2 separate regions of the Homo sapiens genome follow, and region 2 is linked to region 1. A link is an interaction called in ENCODE POLR2A ChIA-PET data of the cell type or tissue named here. Cell type or tissue: PC-9. All regions are shown on one strand. Links, peaks and the distances in the headings refer to the core of each region. The heading gives the core; the rest is flanking DNA.

What was found. ChIA-PET counts read pairs that join two places held together with the same protein. Peaks named below come from ENCODE experiments on the same cell type or tissue, not always from the same donor. Only the 100,000 strongest peaks of a DNase experiment are listed, where the experiment ranks them.
Region 2: POLR2A ChIA-PET joins it to region 1 with 5 read pairs; 2 of 35 experiments call an interaction of 5 or more read pairs at or near these places.

Annotation. Positions count from the first base shown.
Region 1 is chr11:82,831,413-82,841,113 of GRCh38, reverse strand. It overlaps PRCP (prolylcarboxypeptidase), which reads left to right. Exons shown (of 9, transcript NM_005040.4): 7 at 1,689-1,853; 8 at 2,540-2,727. It also overlaps the pseudogene EIF2S2P6. Among named protein-coding and RNA genes, the nearest start is that of LINC02734, 55 kb to the right of the region's middle. In PC-9, for the core only: no CTCF peak of the experiment used is centred there; no DNase peak of the experiment used is centred there.
Region 2 is chr11:83,252,613-83,262,313 of GRCh38, reverse strand. It overlaps CCDC90B (coiled-coil domain containing 90B), which reads left to right. Exons shown (of 9, transcript NM_021825.5): 9 at 348-3,233. The coding sequence ends at 403. It also overlaps a transcript of ANKRD42 not described here. Among named protein-coding and RNA genes, the nearest start is that of CCDC90B-AS1, 29 kb to the left of the region's middle. RefSeq lists a silencer at 4,113-4,407. In PC-9, for the core only: no CTCF peak of the experiment used is centred there; DNase peaks (open chromatin) are centred at 4,243, 5,183 and 5,483; H3K4me3 peaks cover 1,075 bases; H3K27ac peaks cover 3,329 bases.

The DNA.
Region 1 (9,701 bases), core at 3,813-7,812:
CTGGGCTCCTTTCCTGGCTTCTTCTCTGGACTAGTCTTTTTTTTGTCAGGACTAGTCTATTATATATATAATCTTTTCCGTATGAAATGGAAAAGGACCAGATTACTGAATTCATGTCAGAGTCAATAGAGATTCAAGCTTACTGGGTTTGCCTTGCCACTGGGACTATTTGTAGTTTTACAGGTGGACACTTCCTAAGCTGTGTGTCATAATGGATAAGATGTATATTTCATAACCAGAGACAGCTGGGAACAAATCTAGGCCCTATTATTTACCAACTGAGTGACCTTGAAGATGACTTAACCTAAGAATCAGGTTTTTTTTTTCATGTAAAATAATGGACAATCATCTATCTGATAGGGTTCTTTGAAGATTACATGGTGTATTGGTTGGAAACCCAAGGCTTAATAATTACTAGCTGTTGTTGTTGTTAGTATTATTCAGCTATGATTCCATTGCCTGTTATTTTTCTCCAACATTTTATTATGAAAAGTTTGAAACATATGGAAAAGTTAAAATAATTGGACAATGAACACTCATGAACCTAACATCTAAATTCAATAAATAATATTTTATTATATTTGATTTGTCACATATATATTCACCTATCCATCACTTCATCTATCTTTTAATTTATCCTATTTTAAAATGAATTTTAAAGTAAATTGCAGACATCTTCCTCTTAAATACTTCAGCTTTATTATCATTAACAAGAGTTCAATATTTGTGTATGGTTCTTCTTCTGGTGGTGGAGGGGTGAAATCTAGATACCATGAAATACACAAATTATATCATTTTTCATGTAACCCTATTAAGATATAGAATATTTCTGTACCCAAGAAAGTTTGCACTGGCTCTGTTTAGTCAGTCCTCACCTTTACTCCTAACCCTGAATATTGTCTGATTTTTATAGCTAGGATTCCAGGCATTTTTTATAGGATAGTGATAGGAATATTTGGGAGCTGGGGAGTTGCAGCATATGCTTTTTATCACACGACAGATGCTGGAACTTGGTATAGTTTTTCCATACGAGATTTTATAAATTTTGCATTTTTATAAAAGTATAGTAATTCATTCAGCAAACATTTACTTACCAGATACCTTGCTAAGTACTGAGGGAGACATTCTGAAATCAAGTGAGTGAAGTAGAGCATTACAGGGGCTGTGATAAAAATAGGTACAGGGTATAATGGAGGCACCAAGAAGGGAGAGGTTTAATTCTTCCCAACTTGGAAACATAGGCAAGGATGGCCTTGAAGAGGAGGTAATATTTGAGTTGAGTGTTGTAAAAGATGAGTTGGTGTTCAAAGGCATTAGTGGAGTGGGAGAGGAGTTGGAAAACAGTGTTTCAGGGTGAGAAAGGGCAAAGGGGAAGGAGCCTGGTGTGGTGGGGAATGGTTTTCCTAGGCTGGAGCAAAGGCAGCAAAGAGGAAGCTAAGATGGTAGATGGAGAGGACTTTGCATACCATGCAAATGACTTCGGTTTATTTCTATAGCCTAAGGAGTAATTGAAGAGGTTTATTCATTTATGGAGGGGATTAAACCCAAGAGAGAAATTAAACACTGCAGTTAGTAGCTTAAGAATATTTTATGATCAGATCAAAATCATATTTCTTCTTTGTGTTATTAAACTGTCATTTTATATTCATATTCTGACTCTTTCCCCATTTATCTTTCTAAAATGACAGGTAGTGTGCCAGTATTTGAAAAATCCCAATGTATCTGATTCACTGCTGCTGCAGAATATTTTCCAAGCTCTGAATGTATATTACAATTATTCGGGCCAGGTGAAATGCCTGAATATTTCAGAGACAGCAACTAGCAGTCTGGGAACACTGGGTTGGAGCTATCAGGTAAATATGTATAATTTCCCCAAGTGGAACTTACTTTTCACTGACACAGTTGTGCTGTAAAAAAAAATCAGGGTACACAAGATTTTGTCACCTAACCTGGATCCAGTTTTGGGCTCTGTTACCTTATGCTGTGATACTATGGACAAGTTTTCTTGTTCATTCATTTGTTCATTTAATAATCACCAAATAGATATTGAGTTCTTACATGTGTCAGGCACTCCTCTAGGTTTCAAAGATACAAAGATAAATGGTACATGATCAAATCTAGTGTAGTAAAAAAGTAAGTAAGTAGTATTTCAATAGATCTTGATAAGTCCTACAAAGGAAGCATTTTATAGACATATAAAAGAAAGGGAGTCTAATTTGTCCTTCATCTGCACAATGAGACTAATAATAATAAACTTTCCTTGCAGAGTTGTTTTGAGGGTTAAATGTGATAATAAATGTGAAATCAAGCAGTTTGCTATGAAGGGACATAATCCTGACTTCCGTGACTTCTTGGCCAAGTCTTTTTAAGAATAATGAGAGATTATATGGCGCAGAAGTAAAGAACAGGGCGTTGAAGCTGCCTTGCCTGAGTTCAAACCCTGCCTTCACTACTTACCAGCATTATGACTTTGTGTAATTTATTTAACCTCTTTTTGCCTCATTTTTCTAATTGGATTCTCTCTTGGTTTGCTTCTTAGGCCTGCACAGAAGTAGTCATGCCCTTTTGTACTAATGGTGTCGATGACATGTTTGAACCTCACTCATGGAACTTAAAGGAACTTTCTGATGACTGTTTTCAACAGTGGGGTGTGAGACCAAGGCCCTCCTGGATCACTACTATGTATGGAGGCAAAAACATTAGTTCACACACAAACATTGTTTTCAGGTGAGTTTTTGCTGTCCAAAGATAAACTTCAGTTGGTGGAACATTTGTAGAATATCTGAAAAAACAGAACCAGGGAAATGCTGGACAATATAACAACATAGAATACAACAGTGCTACCTGTCATGTTTTCCTATGCCTTGAAAGATAGGATGCTGAGAAGAGATAGGATTTTTTGCTCTATTACCAATGTGCTTTATGAAAGTCTTAAAAATCAACAGCAACAAAATTTTTTAAATATTAAAAAAACTCTCCAGCACAAAATAAAGCATCATCTGTTGTTCTTAATTTGTCTTATTATTGTTATGTTGTTGTTGATGGTAATAAAAAATTTTCAGTATTCATCACTTTTGAAGTGCCCACTTCATTCTGTTCCAAGTACTAAATGAGGCACTTTAAATAAATTACCTGGTTAAATCCTCACAACAACCCTGTGAAGTAGTTTTTATAGCCCCTTTTTTACTGTGAAGGAAACTGAAGGTCACTGTGTTCAATCACTTGCCAAAGCTCATCCAGCTTTGTTTTAGTTACTAAGTGATAAAGCCAGCTTTCTATCATGGCCTGACTACAAATCCCATGTTTGTTTTTCTACATTACACTGTTCCTTAAGAAGTCACACAGTTGCCACTGGTTCACATTAGAGTTAATTGAGCAGACTCCATGTGTATCTGACTGGGACTTCAAAATTTCCATGTTTTGAGTTGAACATTAGGTTGTCAGCTATTAAAATAGCAACAAGTTAATCAAGAATTTCCCCAAGTCTATATAGAAATAGGAGATGCCACTACATACCTGTTAACCAGAGCTATTTTTAAAATTGTAAATGTCATTCTTTTAGAAGTTCTTTTATTTGTTTTAGTTTTTATTTTTTGAAAAAATCTGTTAAAACTTTATCTTGCATTTTACAGAAGTCTATGAATGATTTTTAAAAGGCATCTCCTTACCCCATGTCGCATTTCTCTGACAGTTGTTAAAGTAGGCAATGGATATATCACCAGCTTGAGCATTGCCATCTTGCAAGGATTTCAGACCAACCAACTACTCACCAAAGAACTTGGCAGCTTTTTAATCTCGTTTTTAATACAATGGTAGATCCACTCTGATGGCAAACTTATCCAGCCAAATCTCCACAACACAATTTGCAAAATTAGTGATTAGCAAATTGGTTAGCTTTGGCATGGAGCTGTGCTTATTTGCCCGTGACAGCCTGGTGTTGATACTGGCAACAGAACATTGAGAAGGACAACTTTCACACTGTAAGAAATAGAGTCGGATGCCCTTCTGCAGGATTGTGTCTGGTGATTGGCATGTGTGACATCACCTTGACAATTCCTTGATGTATCAAGGGCTAGTTTCCTCCAGCCCTTTTATGAGGCACTACTCTGTTCATAAGGGTGGAGCCCCATAACTTAAATGACATATTCCTTGATATATCTCCTCAAGACATTTTCTGTTTCTATGGGAATCTTCCTTTGATTACAAGTTGGTTATTACCGTCTGTAGAACCACTTGTACCCAATTCAGCCAACAAAAATGCAAGGAGGCTGGATGCAGTGGCTCACTCCTGTAATCCCAGCACTTTGGGAGGCCAGGGCAAATGGCTTGCTTGAGCCCAGGAGTTTGAGACCATTCTGGGAAACATGGTGAAACCCCATCTCTACAAAATATATAAAAATTAGTTGGCATGGTGGCATGTACCTGCAGTCTCAGCTACTCAGGAGGCTGAGGTGGCAGGACGGCTTGAGCCCAGGAGGTGGAGGTTATAGTGAGCTGAGATTGCACCACTACACTCTAGCCTGGGCAATAGAGCCAGATCTTGTCTCAAAAAACAAACAAACAAAAACTCCCCAAAAACCATAAAAACAAAACAAAAAAAAATGAAAGAAATGCAAGGAGACATTTGGGCTGTTGATGTAATAGTTTACAGATATCCATAAAGTTGATGAAAGGAGTTTTCTTGGTTCCTACTTGGACGACCTGTAGAGGTTTCATGGTGAATTTCCTTTTCTTTCAAGCAACTGTGTCTGGATTCTTTCCCCTTATAATGTTGAACATATGATCCAGTAGCTCCTTATATGTGCAGTCTCTTTCTGACCTACCTATCAGGGCCTATCTGATTGCTGAATGAGACAGCATCGTCTTTTTTGCTGTCTTCATCTTCTAGAGCTGTGTCTTTTTTTTTTTTTTTTTTTTCCTCGAGATGGAGTCTCACTCTGTCACCCAGGCTGGAGTGCAGTGGCACAATCTCTGCTCACTGCAACCTCCGCCTCCTGGGTTCACACCATTCTCCTGCCTCAGCCTCCCAAGTAGCTGGGACTACAGGCTCCCACCACCACGCCCAGCTAATTTTTTGTATTTTTAGCAGAGATGGGGTTTCAACCATGTTAGCCAGGATGGTCTTGATTTCCTGACCTTGTGATCCACCTGACTCGGCCTCCCAAATTGCTGGGACTACAGGCATGAGCCACCACGCCCGGCTAGAGCTGTGTCTTTAGTATTCCATCCTCATCTGGGATCTTGACATTCTTCTTTTTATTGCCAAGCATAATGTCAAGGTCCTCCTCTGGTTCATCTGGTTCTTGAACATCACTTTCAATCTTAAGATCCTTTACAACTTCTTCAGCTTTATCAGCATCAAATGTCTTTTTTTTCTCCTTTTTCTTCTGATTAAAGAAGTTCAAGTCATCTAGAACATCAGAAATGTCTTTTTTCCTACCGTCGTCTTCATCAGCTTCTACATCGTTGTCCTCAGCTGGTTCTGGTTCCACTTCTTCGGCTGGTTTTTCTCTGTTTGTGTATCCCCTTCCTCATCTAACATAAAGGGATTCTTCTTTTTCTTCTTGCTCATAGTAGGACCAAAAACTGTCTCATCCCCGGACGTGGCTGTGGCTCAAGTGGGCTTAGCACATGGGAACTCGGACAGCCCAGCCCCAGGCCCCTGGCAGCATTGCTGCTCCTGCAAGTACCTCTCTGACCACTGTGCTCTACAGATTATTTTAAATAAGTCAAATTTGGCCTTTGGTACATAGCCAAAAGCTTTTAGGGATGAGGAGAGCTGTTTGCCTGGAAGTTGACTCTGAGTTTAGGCTAGTGGCACTGCCCACTTTGCAAAAAAAGGCCTCTTATTAGACTCTTATTAGACTTATTAGACTCATTCTATTTTCTTTTTTAATTTTTAATTTTAATTTTTAAATTCTGGGGTACATGTGTAGGATGTGCAGGTTTGTTACATAGGTAAACGTGCACCATGGTGGTTTGCTGCACCTATCAACCCATCACCTAGATGTTAAATCCAGCACGCATTAGCTGTTTTTCTTTTTCTTTTGAGATAGAGTTTTGCTCTTGTCGCCCAGGCTGAAGTGCAATGGCATGATCTTGGCTCACTGCAACCTCTGTCTCCTGGATTCAAGCCATTCTCTTGCCTCAGCTTCCCAAGTAGCTGGGACTACAGCTCACCTGGCTAATTTTTGCATTTTTAGTAGAGATGGGGTTTCACCACGCTGGCCAGGCTGGTCCCAAACTCCTGACCTCAGGTGATCCGCCTGCCTCGGCCTCCCAAAGTGCTGGGATTACAGGCATGAGCCACTGTGCCTGGCCTTAGCTGTTTTTCTTAATGCTCTCTTTCCCCCTACTCCACCCACTGACAGGCCCCAGTGTGTGTTGTTCCCCTCCCTGTATCCATGTGTTCTCATTGTTCAGCTCCCACTTATAAATGAGAACATGCAGTGTTTGGTTTTCTGTTCCTGCATTAGTTTGCTGAGGATAATGGCTTCCAGCTCCATCCATGTCCCTACAAAGGACATGATCTCATTCCTTTTTATGGCTGCATAGTATTCCATCCAGCAGGATACCTGTCCCCAAATAAAAGGCCAGACACTTTAATGGAAAACGTAAAACTGCTTTTTGTTTAATTTCCTTACGTTGTATTCCTTGTTCTCAACAGGATTCTTCAAAACTATACTCTTCAGCTCAGTCTTATAAAGTGACAGTTAAGCAAATACGTCTGCTTAGGATGTTTAAGGAAATTGTGCCAAATTTATGGTATTTGAAATAGGAAAACTTGAAAGAACTGAGAGGGTTGAAAAAGACCTAAATATAAGCCTTTGGGTTTGTCTTAGTCCACTAGCACTGCTATAGCAAAACACCTGAGACTGGGTAATATATAAACAGCACAAATGTATCGCTCACAGTTACGGAGGCTGGGAAGCCCAAGATGAGGATGCTGGCAGGTTTGGTGTCTGGTGACGGCCCAGTCTCTGCTTTCAAGATGGCACCTTAAGGCAGCACCCTTACATGGCTGGAGGTGGAAGGGCAAGAAGCTCGTTTCCTCCAGTCCTTTTACAAGTATATTAGTTATCCATTTGCTTTTTTATGTTATCTTTCTCAGATTGTCAAAGCGATGATGATGATCATCATCATCATTACTATTATCATCATCATTGGAGAAGGGGGCATATTTTGTGAGAAAAGTAAGTGGGTAGGAATTAGAGCTCCATGTAAGAAACTTTTAGCTCAGTGTAAGAAAGGACTTTCAAGAAGAGCTATACAAAGGTAGAATGAGCTGTCTTGAGTAAAATTACTTAAGCTTTTTTGATTCTCAGTCTTATCCTTTGTGAAGTGAGAATAATAATACCACTCACCCCATAAAGTTGTTGTGATGCATTAAAAGAGTTAGCCCATCAAAGTACTTGGCCCAGATCTGGCAAATATCTATGCTCAAAAAATATTTGTTGAATGAATAAATGAAAGTACACTCTTCACCTTGCCCTTTATGTTCTAGCCACAGAACATAAAGGGAGTATATACCCAGGAATGGGATTGCTGGGTCAAATGGCTCTAGATCCTGGAGGAATTGCCACACTATCTTCCACAATGATTGAACTAATTTACACTCCCACCAACAGTGTAAAAATGTTCCTATTTCCTCACACCCTCTCCAGTATCTGTTGTTTCCTGACTTTTTAATAATCGCCATTCTAACTGGCATGAAATGGTCCCTGAATGTCCTTTCTCATCCTCTTTTTCCATTTTCCTTAAGATTCATACCTTCTCCAAGAAATATTCCATAAGGGAGGATAGGTTTCCACTTCCCCCTTACTTCTACTAGCACCTGTAAATACCGCTTATCACTCCATGTGGTAGTTACCTGTTTGCGTTTCTATCTGCCCCATGAGATTGTGAATTTATCACTGGCAGGGACTTCATCTTAATCATCTCTGTATCTTTAGCATCTGCTACAGTGACTGGCGCATAATGAATGCTCAGTAAATGTGCCGGTTGTTGATAAGGATGATGAATGAAATACACAGCTCAGGAAGGCTTCAGAAGCATGTGAAAATTTAAAGGCAAGACTGTGTAAAGATGCTGGTTTATCTTTTAGCAGTGGCAAGTCTACTTCTACAAAGAAATCTTTTTCTATAGTTTGGTAGGTATGAGAAATACAATGCAAAAATTAAGTAATTAAAAAATTCAAAATTCTCCTACTTTTCTGAAGAAACAGCACTCCCAAAGTAAAAGAACAGCCATAGGTGTGTCTGTTCTGTGTACTTCATGACCACTAGCTGTGAAACATTTCTGGTTGCTGAGTAAGAAGGTGTCCAAGCATAGACATGGGCAAAGACTTCATGACTAAAACACCAAAAGCAATGGCAACAAAAGCCAAAATTGACAAATGGGATCTAATTAAACTAAAGACTTCTGCACAGCAAAATAAATTATCATCAGAGTGAACAGGCAACCTACAGAATAGGAGAAAATTTTTGCAATCTGTCCATCTAACAAAGGGCTAATATCTAGAATCTACAAGGAACTTAAACAAATGTACAAGAGAAAAACAAATAACCCCATCAGAAAGTGGGCAAAGGATATGAACAGACACTTCTCAAAAGAAGATATTTATGCGGCCAACAAACTTATGAAAAAAAGCTCATCATCACTGATCATTAGAGAAATGCAACTCAAAACCACAATGAGACACCATTTCACGCCAGTTAGAATGGCGATTATTAAAAAGTCAGGAAACAACAGATACTGGAGAGGGTGTGGGGAAATAGGAAGATTTTTATACTGTTGGTGGGAGTGTAAATTAGTTCAACTATTGTGGAAGACTGTGGCAATTCCTCCAGGATCTAGAGCCATTTGACCCAGCAATCCCATTCCTAGGTATATATTCAAAGGATTAAAAATCATTCTAAAAAGACACATGCACATGTATGTTTATTGCAGCACTATTCACAATAGCAGAGACTTGGAACTAACCCAAATACCCATCAATGATTGACTAGATAAAGAAAATGTGACACATATACACCATGGAATACTATGTAGCCATAAAAAGGATGAGTTCATGTCCTTTGCATGGCCATGGATGAAGCTGGAAACCATCATTCTCAGCAAACTAACACAGGAACAGAAAATCAGACACCATATGTTCTCACTCATAAGTGTGAGTTGAACAATGAGAACACATGGACTCAGGGAGGGGAACATAACACACTGGGGCCTGTCGGGGGGTGAGGGTTGGGGAGGGATAGCATTAGGAGAAATACCTAATGTAGATGACAGGTTGATGCCTGCAGCAAACCACCATGACATGTGTATACCTATGTAACAAACTTGCACATTCTGCACATGTATCTCAGAACTTAAAGTATAATTAAAAAAAAAAAGAAAGTGTCCAAGGAGCCCTGTGGAAAGTATCTTAATCTTTGTTTCCAGGCCTCTCCTTAGGCTGCCTCACATGAATCCAAGTGTGATTGCTTTTCCGGTTGGGAAGTTTAATCTTTAACTGTTGGATTGGAGATTTTTCTGTTAAGGCTTTGAAGTCAGGTAGACCTTGATGCCATTTTTCTTCTTCCCTGAATTAGCTGCGTGGCCTTGGGCAAATTGCCAATTCATATTAGTTAGGAATAATAATGAGTACCTAACAGGGTTATTTCAAGGAACAAATTATTGTGGAAGTAAGCAACAGAGATTTT
Region 2 (9,701 bases), core at 2,688-6,687, 420 kb before region 1:
TTTTTAATATAAGAAAGATTTCATTTATCATGAGATCTGAAATTAGAGCTTATAATTATTTAAAGTAGTCAATAATGCTAGCGTTAATGATTTTAAATACAGGTTATAGGTTTCTAAATGACATAATTTACATTTTAATATACAGGTGCTTTTAAGAAGAATTAGGCATTAAGGCTGCCCTTAAGAATGTCTTTCATACTTAATTGTCTAGGGAATAAAAAACATAGGATAGAAAATTGGTTGGATTTCCTGTTTTTTGCTCTTCACTTAAAGATAACATTATTCTCTTTATCTCTGCAAAATAATTACAGATACAAGACCTATAACACAGTTTCTTCTTTTCACAGCTTCGGTGTTTACTTGCCTGGCAATAGCATTGGGATTTTATAGATTCTGGAAGTAGTATTAATGCTCATCCTGCTGTGGCTGTTGGCTTCTTAGAACACCAAACCGGGAGAGATTTACTTTGAACATTGTCAGTTGCAGCAAAAATTTACTACACAAGATTATTCGAAGTGTATACGGACTAAAAGAGGAAGTGTTTTAGAATGAGAAGAGATACTGTGTCTTTATTGTGTGTGTGTGAGTGCAGGTGTGTGTCTTTATTATATTGAAAAGCTGTCACTCAGACCTGGTTTGAGATAGAAGAGCATTTTGTCCTTTTGATAGTTAATAGAAATTGAACCAGAGTTTTCTTATGTTTGCTTGAACAGTTGTGTAAATCATACAGGATTTTGTGGGTATTGGTTGAATATTTGTAAACCATTCCCTAGCCTACATATTTATTACTGAATTAACTTTCCTGATAACCATTGCATAATTACATTTTTCTATAAAATGAAAGATTATTACAACAAAGTTGTGTGGGTTTTCAAAGTGACTTACCATATAGTTGGAGATTGATTTCTTTTTGGTAATGAACTAAAACAATAAATTTTAAAATGATAGGCCAGGCGCGGTGGCTCACACCTGTAATCTCAGCACTTTGGGAGGCTGAGGCGGGTGGATCACTTGAGGTCAGGAGTTCTAGACCAGCCTGGCCAACATGGTGAAACCCCGTCTCTGCTAAAAATACAAAAATTAGCCAGGCATGGTGGCACATGCCTGTAATTCCAGCTACTCGGGAGGCTGAGGCAGGAGAATCTTGCAGTGAGCCGAGATAGCACCACTGCACTCCAGCCTGGGTGACAGAGCAAGACTCCATTACCTAAATAAATAAATGTGTGCTTTAGTGCAAATTACAACACTTAATATGAAATCTGTAGAGTTGCTAAATATTGAGCTCTGATTATTACATGTATTTTTTAAATATTTGATACTCAAAAACCAGTTTATCCCTGCTTCTTAATGTAGTTTAAGTTAACCCATCTTAAATTTATTACATAAAACAAAGCTTTTCTTAATGACTTCAATTCAGCAAACATTGATATCTAGTACCTACTCTCAAGAAACTCATAGGAAAATTTAAATTCGTATTTTGTTTTGTTATTAGATATATTTTTTCTTACAAAGTAATATCTATTAGTAAATCATATGTAATTTCAAAGAAATTTTAAAATATCCTTTTCATCTTAGTTCTTCAGTCTTACCCAGATCAAGAAGACAAGACCAGAAAGTAAACATTTTGAGTTCATAATGCCTTGGTAATAGCTATAAAAGTTTGACAATCATTATTCAAAATAGCCTTGTCATTTGTTTAGCTATAAACAGGGAATCTGCAGTATAGAGCAGTCAAGAGATTGGTCCATATGGTCCAGTGAGTGAGAGTCAGGCTTTCCAACTATATTTTCCTCAAAAATCTAACTGCTGGTTTGTTTTCAAAAGAAAAACCTTGACATTATCCTGTTACATTCTGATTCATTTTTATCTCTATTGCCTAAGAGAGTTCTTAGTATATTATAGATTAATTTTCACTGAGTCAATTAATAAGTTACCATATATATTAAAGTCCACTGTAACAAAGTATACTGCATTTGTTCAGTTAACCAATATGACTGCCTGCTATATGCCAAACAGCATGCTAGTCCCTGTGTGCACAGAGATGAACATGGTTTCATTCTCATTGAATTGACAATCTTAAGGAGAGAGACATAAACAAGTAAATTATTGGTTTGTTAAGATTTAAAATATTCTAAAATATTAAGAGGGAATGCGTCTTTCCTCCATGTGAAGGAAGCTCCAGTAGCATAACACTGTCGTCACTCTTCATCCCCTTATCCACTCTGCCCTAGGTAAAGTGACTTGCCCAATTGTAAATCTGGAAGGAGAAACAAGGTGCAATTAGCCCACTTCCTCCCCACTCCTGTTTGGGACCAGCCCATCTGAAGAGACATTCATTCTGTTCTGCTTCTATGGGATCAGGCTCTGCCTCTGCAGGATGAGGCCTGGCCCAGTAGAGCAATGCTTGAGACAGGGTAAATCTGTCCAGTTCTAGAGTTCAGTGATAAGAAGCTTACTGGCCTTAAGATGAAACCCATATTCTCTTGCTGAGCACAGTGGCACACATCTATAGTCCTAGCTGCTTGGGAGGCTGCGGCAGCAGGATTGCTTGAGCCAAGGAGTTCATCAAGGCTAAAGTGTACCATGATCATACCTATAAATAGTCACTGCACTCCAGCCTGGCAACACATGAGACCCTGTCTCCTAAAAAAAAACTTCTCCAATAGTTTTATCAGCAAATAAAGGTGTTTTTTAGGCCTCTATATTAGTTTATTCATTCTTCATCTTAGTTATATTCACAACCCAGAATGGAAAGGAGGTATGCCATTTATTGGACCTTCTCAAGCCCCAACAAATAAATATACTTATTCCCAGGTTATACAGCCACTAAATATTAAATAGATCTGCGTTCTTTCTCATTGTAGGGGTTTAGCAAACAAAGTGCTTTGTATCCAATAACAGAAGAATAGAAATATGCATACCATACCCTGTCCCCATTACTTTTAGATCCTATATCCTTTCCATGAAACTTCATTTTGATGGTGGTTCTGGGGTTCAGGTAAATTTTTGTTTCAGTGATGGAAATATATGAAATAAGGATGAGAGGATTGTGTTTCTATATGCCTTAAAACTATACCTCTATTCCAGCACTTGCACTTCACTATGAAACAGCAATTATACGTATCTTTTTCCTACACTAAACTACAAGTTCTCAGAAGGCCTCTAGACACATGTGAGGTACTTGTTAAACGCCTGTGGAATAAATGATACTCATAAATCTCAGTTGACCTTAATCCAAACTTTTTAATATTTTAAATATTTAATTATGGGTATGCTGAAAATACTGCATTCATACTGAGTGAGCGTAATACACCTTTTAGGCATTTTCTATGAGTGGTAAGAAGCCTCCACAAGGATTAGCTACTTTCACCATGTTTATAGCCACAGTGTAGATCCTAACCTGCCTATCCATACTGCTTTGGTGACAAAATAGGCCAGGCAAGAGTATGTAAGGACTTGGCAAGAGTCAGGAAAAACCCTCACCTATTGGAAAAACAATTAAAAGCTTATAATGTTGTCAAACTTGAAGAATTTGGATATGTAACACTTGTTTATTTTTTAAGTATTTTTTAATATTTAAAAAAAGGGCAGTGGGAAAGGCTGTAGTCATTATCACTGAAACTACTGATTGCTATTTTGAAAAAAAATAGCTATCATTGACTATATGAGGGCAAATATGCTAAATAACATATATGTGCTCACCTATTTTCACAGCTCTCCTCTTAGGTAGATGGTATCCTCATTTTACAGCTGAAGAAACAAGTTTAGCCAAGTGAAGTAACTTGTCCACAGTCCCCCAGCAAGTAAGTCACAGGGACTCAAGTCTTTAACTCCAAATCTCACCCTCTCATGCTGTCACTCAATATACTAGTAGGGTTCAACCTGAGTACTCTTTCTCATGAGATGGACAATCTACTAAGTCATAGGAACAAAATAACTTAAATCTCTTTAATAACCTTTTTTTTTTGTTTCATTAACCTAAATGTGTCAATAATATAGGTATATGATTTATGAATAAATATACACAATTTGGGAATTGTATTATAATTTTAATTTAGCTGCTGTAACAAGATCCAGAATAGCAGTGGCTTAAATAAGATTAGGTTTATTTCTCTCTTACAGTCCAATGTAAGCATTCTAGGGCTAATATGTCAGCTCCATGGTGTCAGGGCCCTTGCTCCTTATTTTACTGCTCTGCCATCCTGGTGTTGCCCTCATTCACAAGGTCCAGTGGCTGACTCACCACCACATCCACATTCCAGAAGAAGAAAAGAGCAAGAGGTGGCATTATAGCCATGACCCTAAGGTTTTACGTAACATTTTTGCTCACATCCTTCTGAACACAACTTGGTCTCTTGGCTGCAAAGGCAAGCTGGGAAGTTAGTTCTTATCCTGCGCGGCCACAGACCACATAAATCCTTCCCACTACAGAAGAAGGGAGAATGGATTTTGGAGGACAACCAGGGAACCTCTGCCACAGGGTGTGTATGCTTTTATTACAACACTATTCTGGTGTTTTCTACCTCACTGGTACAGGAAGAAATTAGAGAAAACTGGAGCAAGTACAACAAACTATTTCCAGGGTTGGGATTAACTTTAGCATCAAGTTAGAGGGGAAAAGTAAGGCTGTCTGTAGTCCCAGAAGGGAAGATAAATGGTTTTGAAATCCCAGTAATGGTTAAGAGAATGCAGACTTTTGCTGCCAAGGTTGGAATCCCAGATCAGCATTATATAATCCTCGGCACAACTACTTTCTCTATAAAATATACCTACTTTATATGGCTCTTGTGAGAATTAAGAGATAGTTAAGGGCTTGGCACAAATCTCACACAAAGTGCCCAATAAATGTGCTTTGCTGACCAAAAAACAACTATGGCTTTCAGTTCAGTTCTGACTTCAATTCCCTCTTTTTTCCTACTTGCCTCTATTTTCTCTTCCTTTCCCTCCAGCTAGCAAAGAATTATGACTCTCTTGGAGCCAGCTCTGTGGCTCCTGTCTCCCCCTGAAGATCTGTCGCTGGTTTTGGGCTTCCCTGGCAGGAGCCCTCTCACCATACCCCAGACTTCCCACCCTCTGGACCCTTGCATCTATCTCACATGGACACTAAAGCCATTTTGACCTAGTATCAGAACTAGTTTGCCCTGACAAGAGTGCATTTGATTGCTGAAACCAGTTCAGCTGGCTAAGGGTCCGTAAGCAAGTGTTAAAAAATGACTCACCTATCCTTTTAATAACCCTTATATTCACTATTTTTAGTTCTTCTGTGGCTTTCAATCTATAGTAATAACAGTTGTCAACATTTATTGGGCACTTTGTATAAGATCTGTTCCAAGTCCTCTACTACCTCTTAATTCTCCCAATGACAGCCATATGAGGTAGGTATATTTTATATAAAGAGATTAAGTAGTTGTGCCTAGGATTACACAACAATGCAGAGCTGGGATTAACCTTGGAAGCCAAAGTTCATTTTTTAACACTTGTTTACAGACCCTTAACCTGCTGAACTGGTTTCAGCAATCAAATGCACTCTTGTCACAGCAAACTAGTTCTGATGATACCATGTCAAAATGACTTTAGCGTCCACATGAAGTATATGCAAGGGTCCAAAGGGTGGGCAGTCTATGGAATGGTGAGATGGCTGCTGCCAGGGAAGCCCAAAACCAGTGACAGATCTTCAGGGGGAGACAAGAGCTACACAGCTGGACCCAAGAGTTATAAATCTTTGCTAGCTCATGGAGGGAAGAGAAGAGAAAAGAGAGGGGGGTAGGAAAAAAGAGGGAATTGAAGTCAGAACTGAACTGAAAAGCCATAGTTGTTTTTTAGTTGGCCAAGCACTACTAATCTTTAAGATCAAGGAGAAAAAGAGGAAAAAATAAAGCCAAGTGTTTCTTATCCTGTCCAATCTGCCTCTTCTCTATATTCTTAAAAAGCTTGCAGTTACGCCATTTGAAAAAAAATTTTTTTAAACATATCCACACTAGAAGTGAAAGGTACTCTCTAGAAAGTGAAAGAAATATAATTCTATTGTGGAACCATAATTGAATTTTTAATAATTTTTAATATCTAGAACTAGATTTCTTTTGATTACTATACCAGCTAATATTTTAAAGCTTATGTGAATACTTGTAAAATTAATTACTCATAAATCTCTTGACTTGCCTGTGTAGAGATATATAAGAAGAATATCGGGAGAAGGTGCACAACTGAGTCCGTGTCATTTAAAAAATCTCTAAATCTCTTTAATATAACATTTCTGCCATCAGAATTGGAACAGAAGCATATCAGAGTAATTCTGAGATAGTTTGTATAGACTCACATTTATATCAATTTTTTTAATGAAAGAGAAAAATCTAGCAGGTCAATTTAGTTATTTCACTGATTAGTACCTTCTCACAAACACCCCTCCAGAAGAAACCTTTTTTTTTACTCGCCTCTTCTCTTTGTTTGACTCACAAGAAGCGCTGTCTTCCTATAAGCAAAGGAAAAGAGGGTCAAATACAATTTTCATGCTAGCACACATTTTCGTCTTTCTACATTGCCTGTTCAAAAGAAAAAAAAATTAACCATGCTAGTATTTTCAACTCTGATTAAATTTCTTTTAGGATTTTATGTGAATAAATTCCCAAATGTGAAGTAACAGTGCATTATATTGTGCTGAATCATATCACTAGGAGGCACCTTAAGAACTAGAGAAAGAATATAGAAAATTTAGTGGGTAAGAAGTGGCTACTTGTCAGATATAGCCAATTTTCCGTCTTATCTCATTAAGTTTTATCTCTACCTAACAGATCCCCAGACACTAATATTTAACAACATATTGGTAACTGCAAGTGTTAGTATGTCATCTTCTGGATTCTTTTGCCAGTCCCATAGTGCTGCGAATCATTCCCTAGCTTCCCCGCTTCCCTCTTTTGTTTTTGTACTGCATCCCTCTACTGCTCTAGTCTCATTTTGCACTTTGCCTGGTCTCCTGGTCTCACTGTTTCTAAATATTTCTTATCCATCTTGGTATTCTTAAGACCCAGCACAGAAAAATCAATAAATACCATGGGAAGGAGCAAGCAGGGCTAGAAACACAATGGATGGTCACTAGATATTAATCATCTTTGAGTAATTCTTCTAATCAAACATGCTCTGCATCTAGTTAGGCAAGCCAGCTCCGAACACAGAGGCTCCAAGAACAGCAAAAGGTGCATATCCCTGGGGAGAGCCCATGGCTGGAGTTAGTTCTCCAAGGTGTTCCTGCCCACACCTTTTCTAATGAGTCCAGTTAGTTTAACTCAATAGTGTGTGAACACGTAAGTAAGCTGCCATTATCCAACACCGCCTGGAAAAACAACCATGCATCTGGTCCCTCCCATATCCCTCAGCTGCAAACTTGAGAGTAGGATAAACTTCTAGCTTTCTCTTACAGTGGCCAGGTGTTTGTGGGCATAGGGTAATACAGATGGTCTCTTGAAAAAAAGTTTAGCGGCTAGTCTGAAGAAAAATAACAAACCTTTGATTGGGACTTAGCATATGATACAACTGTTCTTCATACTATACATACAAAATCAAGTGTAGTAAGTAGCATTACCAGTATTTTAAAGATGAGGCCAGGTGCGGTGGCTCACGCCTATAATCCCAGCACTTTGGGAGGCCAAGGCAGGCAGATCACTTGAGGTCAGGAGTTCAAGACTAGCCTGGCCAACCCTATCTCCGCTAAAAATACAAAAATTAGCTGGGCTTGTCCTGCACACTTGTAATCCCAGCTACTCAGGAGGCTGAGGCAGGAGAATCGCTTGAACCCAGGAGACAGAGGCTGCAGTGAGCCAAGACTGCGCCACTGCACTCCAGCTTGTGCTACAGAGCAAGACCCTGTCTCAAAAAAAAAAAAAAGAAAAGAAAAAAGAAAAACACTCAGGTGGGGCAGGAGTTTAACCTAATCCAACTAGATGGAACTAGAAAAAGAATATAGAAAATTTAGGGGGAAGAGGTGGCTACTTGTCAGATGTAGCCAATTTCCTAGTGCTTTAATAGAGTTATGACTTCCAGAAACAGGCAGGGTATGGTGGCTCACATCTGTAATCCCAGCACTTTAGGAGGCTGTGGTGGGCAGATCACTTTGAGCTCAGGAGTTTGAGACCAACCTGGACAACAATCCCCTCTCTCTACAAAAAAATACAAAAAAATTTAGCTGGGCATGGTGGCTCATGCCTGTAGTCCCAGCTACTCACGAGGCTGAGGCTGGAGGATTGCTTGAGCCTGGGAACTGGAGGTTGCAGTGAGCCAAGATCATGACCCTGAATGCCAGCCTGGGCACAGAGTGAGATAGTGTCTCAAAAAAATTAATTAAAGACTTCCAAAGACAGCAATACTTATTTTTCTTTACCTTTTATGTATTAGAAGAGGATTCCAAATTTTCCAAAGTCCCTCCTAACACCAAATATGTAACTTGTTCTATCAAACCAAGTCTTAAAATACAACTTCAAAAGAAAATATGTGCTTGGCATTCAACAGGCCTTCCATAAGTGTTCACTGAAGGTTCCAAATCTCCCAATTCTAAAAGTTTCTGCATTTGGAGAACATTTTTCACCAAGATTACTCGTTTCTTTATCTTACATCATAGCCAAGAAATATATTTCTCCCCAATACATGTTTTCTCCTAAACTCAATAGAACTGTATATTAAGATACTAAATACATGAATCATAATGCTTAGGCACCAAAAGCAATTCTAAATGTAAATGCAGTCTATTACTACAACAAAATTAGACAAAAATCCTTGTGGGGAAAATGTATGTATTTTTTTGCCCTGAAAGAACAGGTTTGTCGAACAGATTAAAATTCTACATATAAAACTGTTGAAAGAGTTTATGGATCTACAAATTACTGCTGGGATATATGGAATTCTTATTTTTCAAAAAGCCTATGCACTCTGAGAAATTCTAGACAGCATATGAAACTATAAGAGAATTCCACCTTCTTGCTTACCAGTACAGACTCTTCTTAACAGTGTCAAAACTAACCCTTCTCCCCCAAAAAAGTAGGGTATAAACAAAGAGAAAGAAAGGGAAATCACAAACTTTTAGAACTTCCCCAAGCTAAGAGTTGAACATGGATAAACTCACTGAAGTCCTCATATTGCTCCATGGGCCACTCTAGGTACATAAGCTAGGATGTCATAGGTCAGAGAGAAGCCCAGCAGAGACCACATCAAAGTTCAACCTTGTTCCAGACCTTTGTAGGTAGAAAATAAGGTTAAGTGAAACATGGAAGGTAACCATGGAATATTACCGGTTCCCGGTCAGTCACTCTTGATTAGCAAACATGGCCCAAAGCTGTAGATCAAGGACTTCCTGAATAATACTGGTTCTGGAGACAGAAGCTATGAGTTCAGTGCTACATAACTCTCTCTCTGGACAGACAGCTCTGCCAAAGCTATTACATTATATTTAAGTATATGTATTAAGTATATATCTAAATATATATTATACTTAAAATATTAGTTTAAATTTAATGTTTTAAGTACAATATATATACCAAAGAGCACAAAGAAAAAAAAAGGTACAGCTTGATGAATTTTTACAAAGTGAACACACCCCTGTGACCATGACTGAGATAAAGAGATTAGACATTACCAGTATCCCAGAAGCCTCCATTTGCCCCTTCCTAGGCACTACTGACTTGATTTATCTTACTGATTTGTGGACTACATGTAAT